Linked DNA regions of Homo sapiens: region 1 is linked to region 2. Evidence: read pairs that join two places in POLR2A ChIA-PET (ENCODE). Cell type or tissue: K562. All regions are shown on one strand. Links, peaks and the distances in the headings refer to the core of each region. The heading gives the core; the rest is flanking DNA. Region 1 overlaps LOC107985448 (a long non-coding RNA gene). Region 2 has its middle 110 kb from the start of LINC01734.

What was found. ChIA-PET counts read pairs that join two places held together with the same protein. Peaks named below come from ENCODE experiments on the same cell type or tissue, not always from the same donor. Only the 100,000 strongest peaks of a DNase experiment are listed, where the experiment ranks them.
Region 1: POLR2A ChIA-PET joins it to region 2 with 5 read pairs; 3 of 35 experiments call an interaction of 5 or more read pairs at or near these places.

What each region holds. Positions count from the first base shown.
Region 1 is chr20:39,163,245-39,171,240 of GRCh38, forward strand. All of the region lies in intron 2 of LOC107985448 (a long non-coding RNA gene), which reads left to right. Among named protein-coding and RNA genes, the nearest start is that of LINC01734, 58 kb to the right of the region's middle. In K562, for the core only: no CTCF peak of the experiment used is centred there; no DNase peak of the experiment used is centred there.
Region 2 is chr20:39,112,723-39,120,718 of GRCh38, forward strand. No RefSeq gene overlaps it. Among named protein-coding and RNA genes, the nearest start is that of LINC01734, 110 kb to the right of the region's middle. In K562, for the core only: no CTCF peak of the experiment used is centred there; a DNase peak (open chromatin) is centred at 3,499.

The DNA.
Region 1 (7,996 bases), core at 1,346-6,345, 50 kb after region 2:
ACCTCTCTGACCCTCAGTCTCATTTGGGTTAATGCCAAATGAGTCAATAAATTATATAGGATAGTTTCCAACATATAACAGGCTCTCAATAAATATAGGTTGTAAATTACTACAGAAACTCGGAAGCTACATCTCAAAGCCATACACATTAGGGAGGGCTTTATCTTTACCCCAGCAAATCTTGGGCATGCACGTCTTCCAGACCAGGGATCTACACATGGGTGAGCAAGGCAGCTTTAACCACTCTGCAGCTAAAGGGACCTTTTGGAGCACTGTTTTGGGGTTGCATGTGGCAGGGAGGACATTAACATTGGACATGGTTCAGTGAGAACTTGGGCTGGTCAAATATTATGATCATTATTATGGTACAAGGGCTACATGGAATGGCCAGATGATTTTGTCCTTGGAAACCATGGGACTTGGGCAGAGAGGATGCTTCTTTCAGGCTCCAGCCATGACAGTTGTCCCAAATCATAACAGAAGGAAGGATTTAGGCCCCATGAATTGGATTAAACTTTTACAATATCCTATAACCTTTGCTATCGTCGCCACGACTGATGTCACCATAACAACAACGATAACCACCCCCTCCCCAATATAAGTTTCATAATGATTTGTTCATTGCAAAATCACCAATGCCTACAGGAGTTCCTGGCATAGTTGTAAATATTACTGTTTATAATAACCATTACCACTGTTAAAGTTAGTAGCAGCTAACATTTAAAAAATGCATGTGTTCATCATCTCATTTAATTTTCACAACAATCTTATGATTTAGGCTGGGGTTCACAATCTACAACCTGTAGACCAAATCCAGCCTGTGGCTTATTTTGTAAGGTCTGCAAGCTAACAATGCTTTTTCTCATTTTAAAACAGTTGTAAACAAAATGAAGAAGATTATGAAACAGAGCATCTGGCCCACAAAGCCTAGAATATGTATTATCTGGCTGTTTGCCAATCCCTGATATGGAGTATTTGCCAGAGTAGGCTAGTGATATAGTTTGAATATGTGTCCCCACCAAATCTAATGTTGAATGGTAATCCCCAACATTGGAGATGGGGCCTGGTGAGAGATGTTTGGATCATGGGTATGGATCCCTCATGAATAGTTTGGGTCATCCCTTTCGTGATAAATGAGCTCTTGCTCTGAGCTCATACGAGATCTGGTCGTTTAAAAGTGTGTGATACCTACACCCTTGCACCTCTTTCTCTTGCTTTGGCTTTTGCCATGTGATGTGGCTGCTGCTCCTTTGCTTTCTGCCATGATTATAAGCTTCCTCATGTCTCCCCAGAAGCTAACACCATGGTTCCTGTAAAGCCTGTAGAACTGTGAGCCAATTAAACCTCTTTTCTTTATAAATTGTCCAGTCTCAGGTATTTCTTTATAGCAATGCCAAAACAGCCAAACACATGTAGTGTATGCTGCCATAACAAACAATGAACTGAATGGCTTAGCCTAACAAAGGTTTATCTCTTGCTGACTCAATGTCAGCTGTGGGTCTGTGCAGCCCTCCAGCGCAGTCACCTTCCAGATGATCAGCCATCCAGGCTATTTTTATTCTGCAGCTCTGATATCTTAGCATGAGACCTCTTGGTTATTGTGGCAGGGGAAGAGAGAGGTTGGAGAGCCTTCTGGGAACTTTTTAGTGTGTCATTCAGATGTGACAGCTGTTACTTGCACACGTGTTTCATTAACCAGAACTTGTCACATGGCCCAGCCTAACTAACTATGAGGGGTTAAGAAATGTGAAGGAGCACCTGGAATGAGATGAGGAAGCTGAGTTTCTGAGAGGTAAATCCTTTGCTCAAGCTTACACAACAAGGAAAAGGCAGAACAAAGACACGTATCAGGCAAGTACAATTTCCAAAGTCCGTGATCTTATCTATTACATTCTCCTTTTCTTATGAGCTCCTTGTTCCAGCAACAAACCGCATTAAACATTTCGTTACTTTGGAGTGGCTCAGACAGAATGTTCCTATGGTTGCTGACACATCTCCCAGAGAAGTCTTCCCAGCTCTACACCCCCACTCCCAGCCTCTGTCCTCCTGGCTCTGGCCCCAAAGGGGCTGGAAGGTGCCACAGCCAGAGTAACTCATGACTCCTTTGGCTCCTCACAGTGATGAATGACAGCCATCCATCGTGGGCCTTGCTGATGGCCCAGCTCATCCATCATGGCCTGGTGTTCTCAGGTGATGTATGAGTGCCTGAAGAATGGATTGCTTAACGGCCGATTTGCTTGGAAAAGAAACTGAGCCAAAGAGTGGATTCAATCTAATTACCTGCTCACTCTGGCCAGGCCTGAGAGGCACTTTGGCAGCCCCTCATAGGTCCCCGCAGAAATATGACTTGCAGTTCTTGAGCTACGAGGTCATTCCTAACTCATTGCTGATGGACAGGGCATTATTTAAAAAAAAAGAAATGTGGGGAGGAGCTGTTGGCAGGTTTGCTGCTTGATGGAAAGCTAGGCAGGCCAGGTGAATCTTCTGGAGGTGAATCAAGGGCAAACCAAACAATATTTGGGGTGATAATTGAGATGAATCAGAGGTGTTGGGTCAATGGACAAGTCAGTAGTCAAGACTGTGAGCTCTAAAGCTCAAAAGGCTACAAGACTGTAGCCTTGGTTTTGTGTCCTATTCCTGTCACTTACTCTCTGTATAACCTTGAGTAAGTCTCTGAACCTCAGCTTCATTTTCTATAAAATAAAAATAATTGTTGTGAGAATTTAATGGAATAATAGATATGAAGTGCTGAGCATAGCAAGTCAGGGCCTAGTAAGTGATGGTGAGAATTATTATAATGAAAAATAATATTAAAGATTGTTCTTCTTGATATCTATCACTTAGGGGTTGCAGTATTGCCAGAGAGACAGTATTGGACAACGATAACTGCAAATTGTTATTCTCCCACTGAGAGATGGAGTGGCTGGCCTCATGTTTACTTCAACCAATGGAATATGTTGGCCACTGGCCTCTGCTCTTCTCTCTCCCTGTTCTTATTCCAAGCTGCCCTTGCCATATCTGCTTCTGATCCCCTTGGTTTGGTGACATGCTAGGATTCTGTTTTCTGGCCTTCAGTATCTTTCTATTAGTGTCTCAGCTCTATATCCTCCTTTAACTATGGTGCCCCTGAAGCCTTGGTGAGAGTCACTGTCTCCACTAGCCTGAGCCCTGCAAAGCTTCCATTGGTGCTGTGCCAGTTCTGCGCCTTGCTGGCCTTTAAGAGAACTGGATTCTTCTACTTGCTTTTTTTTTTTTTTTTTTGAACTTGCTCTGGGGAAAGCCAAATAATATATAAGATGTTCAATTACCCTGAGACTGCCATGCTATGAGGAAGAACAAGCTAACCACCTGGAGAGACCATGTAGAGAGGGATGCTTGGCCAGTTCTCATCTTTTCTAGCCATTGCAACTGAGGTGCCAAACGTGAGTGAAGAGGTCGTCTTGGATGTCCAGCTGAGTTGACCTTTCAGATGACCATAGTCCCAGCCACCATGTAACTGCAACTGCATGAGAAACCCCAAGTGAGAACTGCCCAGCTGAGCCCAGTCAATCCATAGAAAAATGAGAGGGAGTGATAAATTGCTATGCTGAACTACTAAGTTTTGAGGTGTTTGGTTATACAGAAATGAATAACTGGAACAGGAACCAATCCGGATAACGAGTTTATTCAAACTAATAATTATTGAATATTAAATGCCAGGAATTATGCTGGGAAAATAAGCTGGTGGATATTGGTCTTGCAGCCTAAAAGCTCTTTCAAACCTTAGAGTTCCAAGATATGGCTGCAGAGAATGCCTTTCATAAATTGATGTGCTTTTTCAGCCTCAGGGAGGAATATACCACTTATTTTGGATTATGAAACTTAAAAATGCCTTCTTTTGTACCGACTTTCATTCCCATACTTAATTAACCCATTCTTATTTTATTTTTACATTGAATATATCACAGAACACTAATTTTGTAAAACAGTATTTCTCAAACCATCTGTGTTAAGATCAGTGCACATGTGTGTATGTTTTAAATTTTCAACCTGTTGCATGCAGACTGATACTTTTGTAAAATACAACAAAAATGAGTTACTGAAAAAATGAAAAAAATACACAAAATACAGGCCTACTTTTTATTATTAGATTCAACAGACATATAGTTACTCTGTCAAATTGTTATTATGGTTCCTAAACAGCTGCTCTCAATTTCGTTTCTTGTTACACGTCAGGAGCCAGTTTGTGAACAGCAAGTATCTGTGGATCACACACCAGGAATAGTGCTGCTGTAGAACACACTTCACATACCTCAGGAAATGCTACTGTAGATTAAAGAAAATGCAGAATTGGGGAAGGGCTTTTTTTTTTTTTTTTTTTTTTTTTTGAGTATGATGGGACTTGAGTCTGTTTTGTATTTTGAGAGGAAGGAGCCAATGTTGTGGGAGAGGCTGAAGATCCTGGAAGATGGGCGGACTGATGGAATAATGCCTCGGAGACTGCAGTAGATAAACAGAGAGCAAGGCCTCTCCCAGGAGGTCACCAAAACTGCCCACCTACCTCCTCCCTAACCCACTGGCTTCTGCTTTCCTCTCTCCCTGTTCTTATTCCAAGCTGCCCTTACCATATCTGCTTCTGATGCCCTTGGTTTGGTGACATGCTAGGATTCTGTTTTCTGGCTTTCAGTCTCTATTAGCTTCTTAGCTGTATATCCTCCTTTGACTATGATGCCCATTAAGCCTTCGTGACAGTCGCTGTCTCCATCAGCCTGAGATCTGCAAAGCTTCCATTAGCTGCACAGGCACCAAAGGAAGGAACCTGTGGGCACGTTCAGTGGGTGAACCTGGAATTAGCCTCATGGCCACATAAGCCCTGTATGGACATACCTTTTCTTTCTGTCTGTCCAGCTTTGATTATTTTAGGAACTACCAAGTCCTTTGTCTATAAACATCTTGGTCAGGAAACTGAACTTTCCAAATACGGCTTTTAGGAAGCTTATACCCCTGCCACCCATGGGTGGGCATATAACCCCGCCAGGCCAATCAGAGCCTTTGCTGGGACTTTTGCTTGACGTATTATGAAAAATGACATTGACTCATTTGGAATATAGCCTTAAGGACAGACAGGCTGGCTTGGTCACCCCTAAGAGGGGGTAACCTACCTAAGGACACAATCAAGAAGAGCAAAGTCAAGAGACTGAGAGGGCTTGATTAAGTTCTGACAGCAGCATCACTTGGATTCTGCTGTATCTCAGACTTAGACTTCCCAGTTATATGAGCCAGTATGTTTCTTTTTTAATTTTTTGCTTAAGCTATTTTGAATTGGGTTTCTGTCACTCACAACCACAAGAGCTTGGATGAATACATTCATAGTTCAGGGGTGGTAAACCCATGATACATGTCCCACTAGTTCCTACCTTCTGTGCCCAAGATAGGCATGTTAATAAATCACAACACTCTTACTAACCCTAGACTTGACTTCAGAATTTTTCTCAACATAGAACTACAGGCAGCCTCTCCCAACCAACTAGAGCATGCACGTGAGATGAAAGTTACTTGTTATCCTCAGGGGAATATTGGATGATGCAGGTTTCTGTCATGTTTTCCTGATTCTGTGGCTGGTGACCTGCCATCTGCTTCACCTTATCTGTTCTTTTCAGTAATTCTTTCCCCAAGAATGAGAACCCGGGACTTTCATTTCCACCTGCTTCTTGAATCCTGCTCCAAATATACTCAAGTCTTGCAGTTATGACTTTGCTGCCTATGTGATGGACCGAAAGTCACCTCTCCTTATATGCTCCCATCCTGGGCTTCATTCCCCAGTGGTTACAGATGCAGCCTTGCTGTGCTCCTCTACACTGAGAAAGTCCCCCTGCCAGTGAGTTAATCCCATCCTGGGATTAACTCATGTCAGTGAATTAATCCCATCCTGGGATTAACTCATGTCAGTGAATTTTTAACAATGGCCCACTTGCATCACACAGCTTGGATTGTCCTATAAGGTGTCCCATTGGTGACTGATGTAGTCTTCTTTCAATCTATTCTCTGCATTTCAGCAGGAGTGGTCTTTCAAAATGCAAATGCAAACCATATTATTCTCTGTCTATAACTCTGCAAAGGCCTCCTATTGCATTTATGTTCTACAAATGTTGACTTCTTGCTATGGCTTTCAATGCCCTGCACAGTCTGCTGCCTGTCAGCCCACCCAGTCTCATGCTGAATGACCACCTCCTCACCGTTTGCACTGAAACCATGTGAGCATCTGTCAGTTAATGTCTCCTGCTACAGGGACTTTGCACATGACATGCCCTCTCTTCTTCATCTCCTTGATTCCTACTCATCCTCAGGTATCAGCTGAGCTGTAACTTTCATGGGGAAGCCTTTATTAATCACTCTGATTAACTTAATTCCCTCCATATAGAATAATCTAGCTATAATAAAAGAGCTAACAATATATAGCACTTACTGTGTATCAAGGCCCATTATAAGAACTTTACACATGTTATTTCATTTAATCCTCACATCGATCCTATGAGGTCGGTACTATTATTATCCCATTGTACAGATGAAGAACCTGAGGCATATATACCTCTCCTCCATACCACTTCTTAGAGTTGGAATTTTATGTTTATTTGTACTTAAAAAAAAATTTGTCCCTCTCTGCCCTTGAATGTGAGAACTGTATAAACAGGGATTCTATCTGCTTTTGTTCATTACAACATCCTTAGTGCCTAGTACAGGACCTGACAGAATTGGAGCTCAATAAATATCTTCACCTTTGGCAGCCCTGAGCCCCAGGGGCCTTCTCTCTCTGTCTTTGATGGTCATCCTTCCACCCTCTAGTCTGCATGTTTGTGTAGAGTTTTAGGATAGGGCTGGAGTGTCTAAGAGAGTGAGGCTCCACAACTTCTAGGCAGCCTTTCAGCTGGTAGGAGCCTTTCAGGCTGTGCAAGAGTGATGGGGAGTGATGTGGGTTGGCTGTGTCCCCACCTAAATCTCATGTTGAATGGTAGCTCCCATAATCTCCATGTGTGGTGGGAGGGGCGTGGTGGGAGGTAATTGAATCATGGGAGCATTTTCCCCATGCTATTCTCATGATAGTAAGTTTTCACAAGATCTGATGGTTCTATAAGGGGCTTCCCCTTTCATTTGGTTCTCATTCTTCTCTCTCCTGCTGCCCTGTGAAGAGGTGCCTTCCACCATGATTGTAAGTTTTCTGAGGGCTCCCCAGCCCTGCAGAACTGTGAGTGAATTAAATCTCTTTCCTTTATAAATTACCCAGTCGCGGGTAGTTTCTTACAGCAGCGTGAGAACGGACTAACACAGGGAGCAAAGAAAGGGGTATTTAGGGTTAAAGACAAGGCTAACTGGATGGGGCAGGGTAGGGAGAGACATTGAGCACAGCTGCGGGTTGAGGCCAGGGCCACAGAGGCCAAGCCCCAGTGACTGATTTCTTGGATGGTTGGAGCTGAGCTTTAATAGCAGCCTTGACAATGACAGTGATGGAACTCACTACCACGGAGCCTGCGCCTGGGTCAGGCAATAGATGGGGGATGAGAAGCAAGTTGTACATGGTGCATGCATACATTCTGTGTGTGTGTGTATGTGTATGTCGTGAGTATGAGCTGTGTGTGTACGTGTGGTTGTATGTACATTCATGAAATAGCTGTGATTTTATATAATTGTATGTACATTAGTTTGAGCCAAATGAAATTGCCAATAAAAGAGCAATTTCATATGGTTGAGCAAAATGTATACACATATGGATGACCATAAATCATGTGAACATGTGAAGCATTTATGGATATTGCATGAGTTGATGCTGCCTGTGGCACAGTCTCAGTATGTGTGTTTATGACATCATTGCAAGTGGGCATGAGCTGTCTAAGGTGGCAGCTCATGTATATGCACATGGTGCATGTATGTACACATGGTGCATGTGTGTGGTGGTGAGGAGAGGCTGATGAATGTGTCAAGACTGTCTGCCATATTTGGATAGTGACACATACCCTCTAAT
Region 2 (7,996 bases), core at 1,598-6,597:
GAGGTGGCCCGGACTGCAGACTTGGCCATGGCCAGTGGTGGCCCTTCCCGGACATGGCTTGGAGCTGATGGAGCTGCTGTTTGGGACAGCAGGATGTGGCTTGACTCGGGCACTGAAAAACAAGGCTGGCTTTTATGAAAAACAAACAAAAACTCAGGTGACCAGAGTTTCACGCATGCTCAGAAAGCAGTGGCAAGTTAGGATTATAATAATAATGTTATAACAATAATAATGTTATAACAATAATAATGACAGTAGCAAATAACCATCTTTTTGAGGATTTATGGAACATGTCAGACACTGCTTTTTTTTACATGGGTTGTTTTGTTTACATGGATTACCCCATAGGGGAGGTAATAGAAGGGGATTTATAATGACAGTCAAACCTGAAAAGGAGACACTTTGTTTTAGCACAACAAGACCCAGGGTACCTGCAGGCTGGAGTGTGGCTTTCTCATGGGCTCCAGGTGATTGCAGGGATGGAGAGAGAAACTCGTCCATTTCACTTGCAGGGTACACAGGGACTTGCCATCACAACCTTTTTCATTTCCAACCATTTTCTTCCTGTTGGAAGGAATATTCCTCAGCTGAAGTTGGATCTGATTTAATAAGGCAATAACCAGAGAAATGCATTTCAATTGATTATTAAGCATTTGTTTATTAGGACTCAGTAGCTCTGACCCAAATAGCTGCTAAGCAGTCATTAAACATCAAAGAAGATGTTTCTGTTTATATATTTTGTTTATTTACCGTCATGAACAAACATTATTGCATCAATTAAATGTCGATTAGGGGGTCTATGGTTTGAATTAGATTATACACATAGTGTCAAATCATTTTCGTGTCTCTTTCTGAGATATAATCTATTTTTGTTTTAGTATCTAAAAGGATTCCATCTAAGTGTTAGAAGCTGTGGCCGGCAGGGGTTACGGGGTGGCTTCTGAGCACTTCTAAAGCTGATGTTTCCTTTTTTGGAGTTTGCAGCCTGGATCCCTGTGACAGCCTGGAACTCCTGATCCATTCCTCATTGATCATTCATGAAGGGGCCATTTCTCTGCGATTCTTTGCTTTTTTGGGCATTAATTTTCTAGAAAACAAAACAACACAACAATAACTCTAACCTCCATCATAAAACCCTTAGATATTTATCTCCAAGGCAGCTAAACTGAGTTGTGGAAATGAAATTAAGTTCTCCATTAATGCTGCTTCAATTAAGCAGCATTGAAATCAGGAATGGTGTGCTTGAAAGAATATATGATTTTCCTAGTCACAGTCTAGAAGCATTGAAATAACATATCTTAATATATTTTTATTCAAAAAAATTGGATAATTTTCTAATTATATGAGACAACTATGTGTATTTATAAAATCACATATAAACCTGAGCTTAATTTTTTTTAAATTGATAAAATTATATATATTTATCATGTACAACATGATATGTATACATTGTGGAATGGTGAAGTTGAGTTAGCATCCTGGCTTTTTAAGTCAGAGGAGAGGGGACCCGCAGGAGGACCCTGGCTGAATTGGGCCCCATCAGACCCAGAATGGAACCCCCCCGGTCCCCAGAATTTGTCCTCCTGTTGTACTCAGTGCGTTGGTGGAAGCAGAACTCCCCATGGGAACAGGCAGACCTAGATTTTCTGGGGTGGGAGGGGAAGGTAAAGGTGCAACAAATTGAGATTTCTCCCTGCCCTAACTCCCAACCCAGCCCAGAAAAGAACTTTGAGTGAGGCCAGCAGTGGGGAGGCTGAGCTCTGGCAGCCTCAGGGGTCAGTCCTGCAGGGTAGCGTGCGGGGATCTGGCTCTAGCCACATGGGGGCTGGCATGGATGCCATGAGGCTCAGCTACCCCTCTCCTTCCACCTTGTTCTTTCTGGGCAGGGGCAGCCCTCCAGATCCCAGTCAGGGTTTATCCAGGGGTAAAGGAGAGAAAGAAAGGTGAGAGTGAAGAGGAGAGTCCAGGTGAGTGAGGGAACAGCTTGAAGAGGCCAGCCATTTGCATATTAAAGAGCCTCTCGGCTGGATGTGGTGGCTCACGCCTGTAATCCCAACACTTTGGGAGGCTGAGGTGGGTGGATCACGAGGTCAGGAGATGGAGACCATCCTGGCCAACATGGTGAAACCCCATCTCTACTAAAAATACAAAAATTAGCTGGGTGTGGTGGCACACACCTGCAATCCCAGCTACTCAGGAGGCTGAGGCAGGAGAATTGCTTGAACCCAGGAAGCAGAGATTGTAGTGAACTGTGATCAAGCCACTGCACTCCAGCCTGGGCAACAGAGCAAGACTCCATCTCATTTAAAAAAAAAAAAAGGCACCTCAAGTTCTCTAACGCTTCTAGCCCAGAAGTTTTCAAACTTTCTTTTAAATCAATGGAACTGTTTTATCAAGTGACATCTTATTTCAGTGAAAGTGTAGTATATATGAAGTTTAAACACAGTTGAAGTGGTCAGTGCAGGGTGCCTCTCACTTGCCCCCTAAGCACTCCCTGCCATGGTACCCAGAGGCGTTTCTGCAGAAATCCTCTTACTTTGTAGACGTGCTTTGAAAACCACTGCATTAGTACACTGGACAGCCCTGTCCTTAAAAGCTAGTCGCCAGCCCAGCATGGACAACAGAAGAATCCCTGGGAATGAGACCTTCTCAAAGTCCCAGGCCCACCTATGAACATTCAGATTTCCTAGATCTGGATTTCACCCAAGAATGTACTTTTAACGAGAGCCCCAAATGATTCTAACCCAGTAGGCTAGGCTGGAACTAGGGTGAGGCCAGCAAGTGCTTGGAACTGCACTTACACGGCCTTGAGAGTGAAGCCTCCTGAAATTTTATACTGTAGGCCCCTCACTGGCCTCACTCTGGTTCTGGCCCAGGTACTAACCATGTGAAAACCAACACCCAGCTACACTCTGGGGTTTGGCTGCATACAGAAGTGCTCAGATGGGGCTTGAAAGAATGAATGAAAGCCATAGAGATCTGCCTCCTGGTGTCCCATGGGACAGACAGCAAAGAAAACAGGTTGTAGGCAATATTCATAGTCATTTTTATTACTGCTATTGTTAGGAATTTATTTTTTGATGCTTGTAAGGTACAAGACACAGTGGGAAACAATTTATAAACATTCTCATCTTTCACCTTTGCATCAGCCATGTAATAGTTCAATTTGTAAATGGGGAAACGAAAGCTTTGAAAGGTGAAAGTCTCGTCCAAATTCACACTGCTAGTCGTGATGCCTAATATTCTCCATGGCTTGAGCTCTTTACCTTTCTGCTGTACTGAGGATAGGTATACGGCCCTTCCTTAGCATGGGGGATGATGTTCCTAAATGACCCTCACTAATATAATAGCATCCATTATGGACTGTAGTCACTGTGTATGTTTGCCCAGCAAGCATCCTCATCTGCTTCTCTGAAGCAAATCTCACTCCCACCCTGGCCACAGGATCACTTGATCCAGGTCTGGCCAATCAGAATCCTCCATTGCCCTAGACCGTGATTAGTCTGGGAGTAGACACGGGGTCTAAGTCAGACCAATCAGATGCCTCCCCAGGATTTCCAGTTAGGAGCTGGAGAAGCTGACTTGCCTCTGGGGTCACTGATCTGGAAGGAGGTGAGGGGTTGCTCACAGCCAGAGCTCTAGGAGAGAACAAAGAAGAGGAAGCTGGTGACCCAGTCTTGTTGGCAGGTCCTTCTTCAGTTCTATGAGGTGCCTGAGCATGTATTGCTGTCAGCTGTGGCAGAAAATAGTTTTCATTTTTTACTTTAGGCTAGTTTGAGTTAGTTTTCTGTCACTTGCAACCAAAGAATCCTGATGAATTCAGCATCCAACATTAACATCACAGTCCCTCTACTCTGAGCCCTGTCTGAACCACCCGCCATCCCGCTGGCATTTCACAGTGGTGTTTGTGCCTCCTTTCTCCTCCCCTGCAGTTCATGCCTTTTCACAGATTGGCTGAGGATTCTCTGAACACTATTCACTCCCAGAAAGTTCCCAACACCACCTGAATGCATTTATCTTTTAAAAATTATGGTAGAATACACACACAACATTTATCATCTTAACCACTTTTAAGTATATTTCAGTGGTATTAAGTTTATTCATACTGTTATGCAAATCATCACCAAATCCTCATCCATCTCCAAAATTCATTTCATCTTACAAAACTAAAGCTCTGTACCCATTAAACAATAACTCCCATCCCCTGCCTACCCTCCTCTCTCCAGCCCCTGGTTACTACCATTCTAGTTTCTATCTGTGTAAATTTGACCATTCTAAGCAACTCATATAAGTGGAATCATATAATATTTGTCCTTTGGTGACTGGCTTATCTCACTTAACATAATGTCCCCAAGGTTTGTCCATGTTGTAACATGTATCAGAATTTCCTTCTTTTTTAAGGCTAAATAATGTTCCATTGTATGTATATACCATATTTTGTTTATCCATTGATAAACACTTGGATTGCTTCTGTGTGATAGCTATTGTCAATAATGCTGCAGTGAACATGGGTGTGCAGATATCTCTTTGGCATACTGATTGAAATTACTTCGGCTGTATATCCAGAAATGGGATTGCTAGATCATGTGGTAATTCTAGTTTTAATTTTTTGAGGAACTGCCATACTGTTTTCCACAGTGACTATGCCATTTTACATATTTTACATTCCCACCAACAGTGTATGAGGGTTCTAATTTCTCCACATCCTCACTAATGCCTTTTTTTTTTTTTTTTTTTTTTTTGCTAGTAGACATCCTGATGGGTGTGAGGTAGTCCTAATGCATTCTTAGTAATGACAATTGTATCAGTTTTGCTCCATAAAAACTACTTTAAAATCAGAGGCTTAAAACAACCACTATTTACTCAGGTCATGATTCTCTTGAGTTAGGAATATGGACTGAGCTCAGCTGAGTGGCTCTTCTGGTCTTGGCCAGACTTACCCATGTGTCTAGGGCAAGCTTTGTGTTGACTTGTCTAGGAAGACTTCAGCTGGGATGACTCATTGGTGCTTCATGCCATCTCTCACCAGAAAGCCAGGCTTGCTCACATGAAGGCTGGGCAGAGTTCCAAGAGAACAAACTAAAGCATTCAGTGGAAGTGGCACAACATTACTTCCTCTGAATTCCACTGGTCAAAGCAAATCACCAGGCCAGCCCAGATTTAAAGTGTGGGGAAATCTCTGTCTCTTGATAGGAGGGTCTGCAAAGGCAAATTGCAAAGGGATGTGGATATGAGAAGTGAATAATTACAACCAATTTTTTTTTTTTTTGCAAAATCTAGCATAACAACTTTTCAACAAGCTTTCATGTCAGACAGAAGGAATTTGCATTTGAGATTTGCTCCAATGGGCTCACCCAATTCATGAGTTTCAAAGGCTGTGGTTCACACCTGCAAAACTAGACTATGCTGGGAATTGTGGAATCAAGGCTAATGCCTGATAATTTCAAATGAGAATTTTTTCCTTCTAAAATCAGTGGATATTTCTGAATAAATTGTTCTTTCAGTCACGAATCATGGAGGCAAGAGCTTCAATTCTCCATTCATTTGCCATAAGCAGTTGACTCAAGGACAGCTCTGACTGTCTAGCCCTGTCTATTAATGAGTGCCATTATACAATTAACTTTTCCATCACCTTTAGAAGATGCCAAGCCAGACTCCTCCTCAAAGCCCACAGTGAACAGGGGAGCCTCCACGGAGCTCCATAGCCTGCTTAGATGTTCAGAAAGTAAAAACCAACTGAAAGTGAAAGACTTCTAAAGCTCAGAGCTTTCCCAGTAACTGGACTAATGGAGAGTACAGCCAGATCCAAATGGTTGGAACTGTTGCCAGGGAAGTAAAGGGAAGTAGGTACCTCCAAGCATTTTATTAACCTGGTAAATCAGTCCCTGGAAGCCCACTGGGAAGGTTTGGAGCAAGTTTCCTACTTCGTTATTTTAGTCACTGCTACTGTAATGCTGCATAACAAAACACCTCAAAGTCAGTGGTAAACAACAAGCATTTATTTTTCTTTCTTATGGGTCTGTGGGTTGGCTGGGGTTCAGGGGATTTTGGCTGGGCCAGGCTGGACTCCAGGGAGGATGTGGGATTCAGATCTGTTCCACAGAGCTTTGTTCTCCTTGGAGCAGTGGCTCTCCAGAGCATGAGCTTCCCATGGAGAATAGGAGGAGCTCAGAGGGCAAGTAAACCATCTGTGCCCACATGAGGCTTCTGCCTGGTCATGCGTACTATCATCCTATCAGCCAGTGTGAGTCACGTGGCCAAGCAAAACATCCATGGGGGTAGAGACATAAGCTTCTCTCCCAGTGGGAGAGCAGTGCAAGCACTGCAAGTTACGTGGCAAAAGTTGAGATGTATAATCTTAGTATGGTGGAGTAAGAATTGAGACTGAAAACAGAATCTACCATATTTACCCAGAGGGGGTTGGAGGTTGAGGTATTGAGGTTAAACCTATGTTGTGTGCAAGTGAAGTTTTGTATTTATCTAGGAATGTCTGAAAGATGGCTGGGCTGAATCAGCAGGGGCTATTGAAATGAGGAACTGAGGATTCTTAGGAGAGTGAGCTCCTTTGGGGTAATAGAGAACTGGGCCAAGGAGCTTATCCAAATAACACAATCCCAGTCCTTGAAGAGAGGGGCATTTCTGAGTACTCCATGATGGAAGTCTCTGTTTTTTTTCCCTGTATGACCCCTATCCCCACCATTGACTCATGACTGGTCCCTGGGGAGAGTTGATTATTCCAATAAAACATTGCGAGATGTTGGGGCCTAAGCACCATTGCTATGAGTCCCTTCTGGGGGAATTAAACATGGAAGAGGGTTTTTTTTTTCCCCCCAAATCACAATTCTTCACCTTGGGGCTTTGAACCCCTGTGGCCCTAGACATCTGCAGTGACTGTGGCTGGCAGCGGGTAGGAGGTGGCATACTCAGTGGTGGCAGAAGCGGTGTCCAAGAGAAGCAATTGTACCAGGGGAAGCAATATTGGTGCCCACCTATCAGGAATGGCAGGGATCTGGACAGGTAGGGAGAGGCAAGATTGAGGAACAGGGAAGGGTGTCCTGCTTGGAGATGTGGCCTGTACCCTGGGCACACTCCAGGCTCAGCACACTCTCTAGCACATGCAGTGGTCCCAGCCATATTCAGGCTAAGGCATAATGCTTAGGCAGCCCTTCTATACTTCAGGAATGTGATGGGTTCATTTATTCCTATCAGGCCATGACAGGGTTTGCAAACAACCTTTTTAACACTGTTCCTTTGTTCATTAAGTATCAAGTACCTTCTCTGTGCTAGGTACTATGTAAGGGATGGTTGAATAGGAAACATTTTCTGCTTTGCAAAGCTCTTCCTCTTAGTGCAAAGTTGGGTAAACTATTTCCTGTGGGCCAAATATGACCCACCATCTGTTTTTGTAAATAAAGTTTTATTGGAATGCAGCCATGCTCATTTGTTTACATATTGTCTATAGCTATTTTAACACTATGATGGCAGCACTGAGTAGTTGTGACAGAGACTCTATGGCCCGTACTGCCTAAACTATTTACTATTGGCTTGTTGTAGAAAAAGTTTGCCAGTCTGTTGTCTAGTGGAAAAGAGAAACATAAACAGATGAACAGATAAATAGGCAATGACAATGTAGCGTGACAATACTGTGACAGAAGTAAGTGCTTGGCTTTGGTGGGAAGTAGGATCAGGGAAGGCTTCCTGGAGTAGGCAATGTCTATACCAAGACCTAAATAGTGAGTTCAGAAATTTTGGCAAAGGTGTGGGGAGAGATTGCCAACAGAGGAAAGCATGAACAGAGGCCAGAGGTAAGAGAGAACATGGGGTTTTGGGTGGTGGGAGCTGAGAGAAGAGGCTGGGAAGAGTGCTGGTAGCATGTTGGGCATCTCGTCGCCATTCAGGAAGGTGGCATCCATCAGCGGTGGGCTGTGCTTGGCACTGTGCTATTGATATGAATGTGTTCTCAATTCCTTCTAGGACTGGATTTTAATATTTCTAC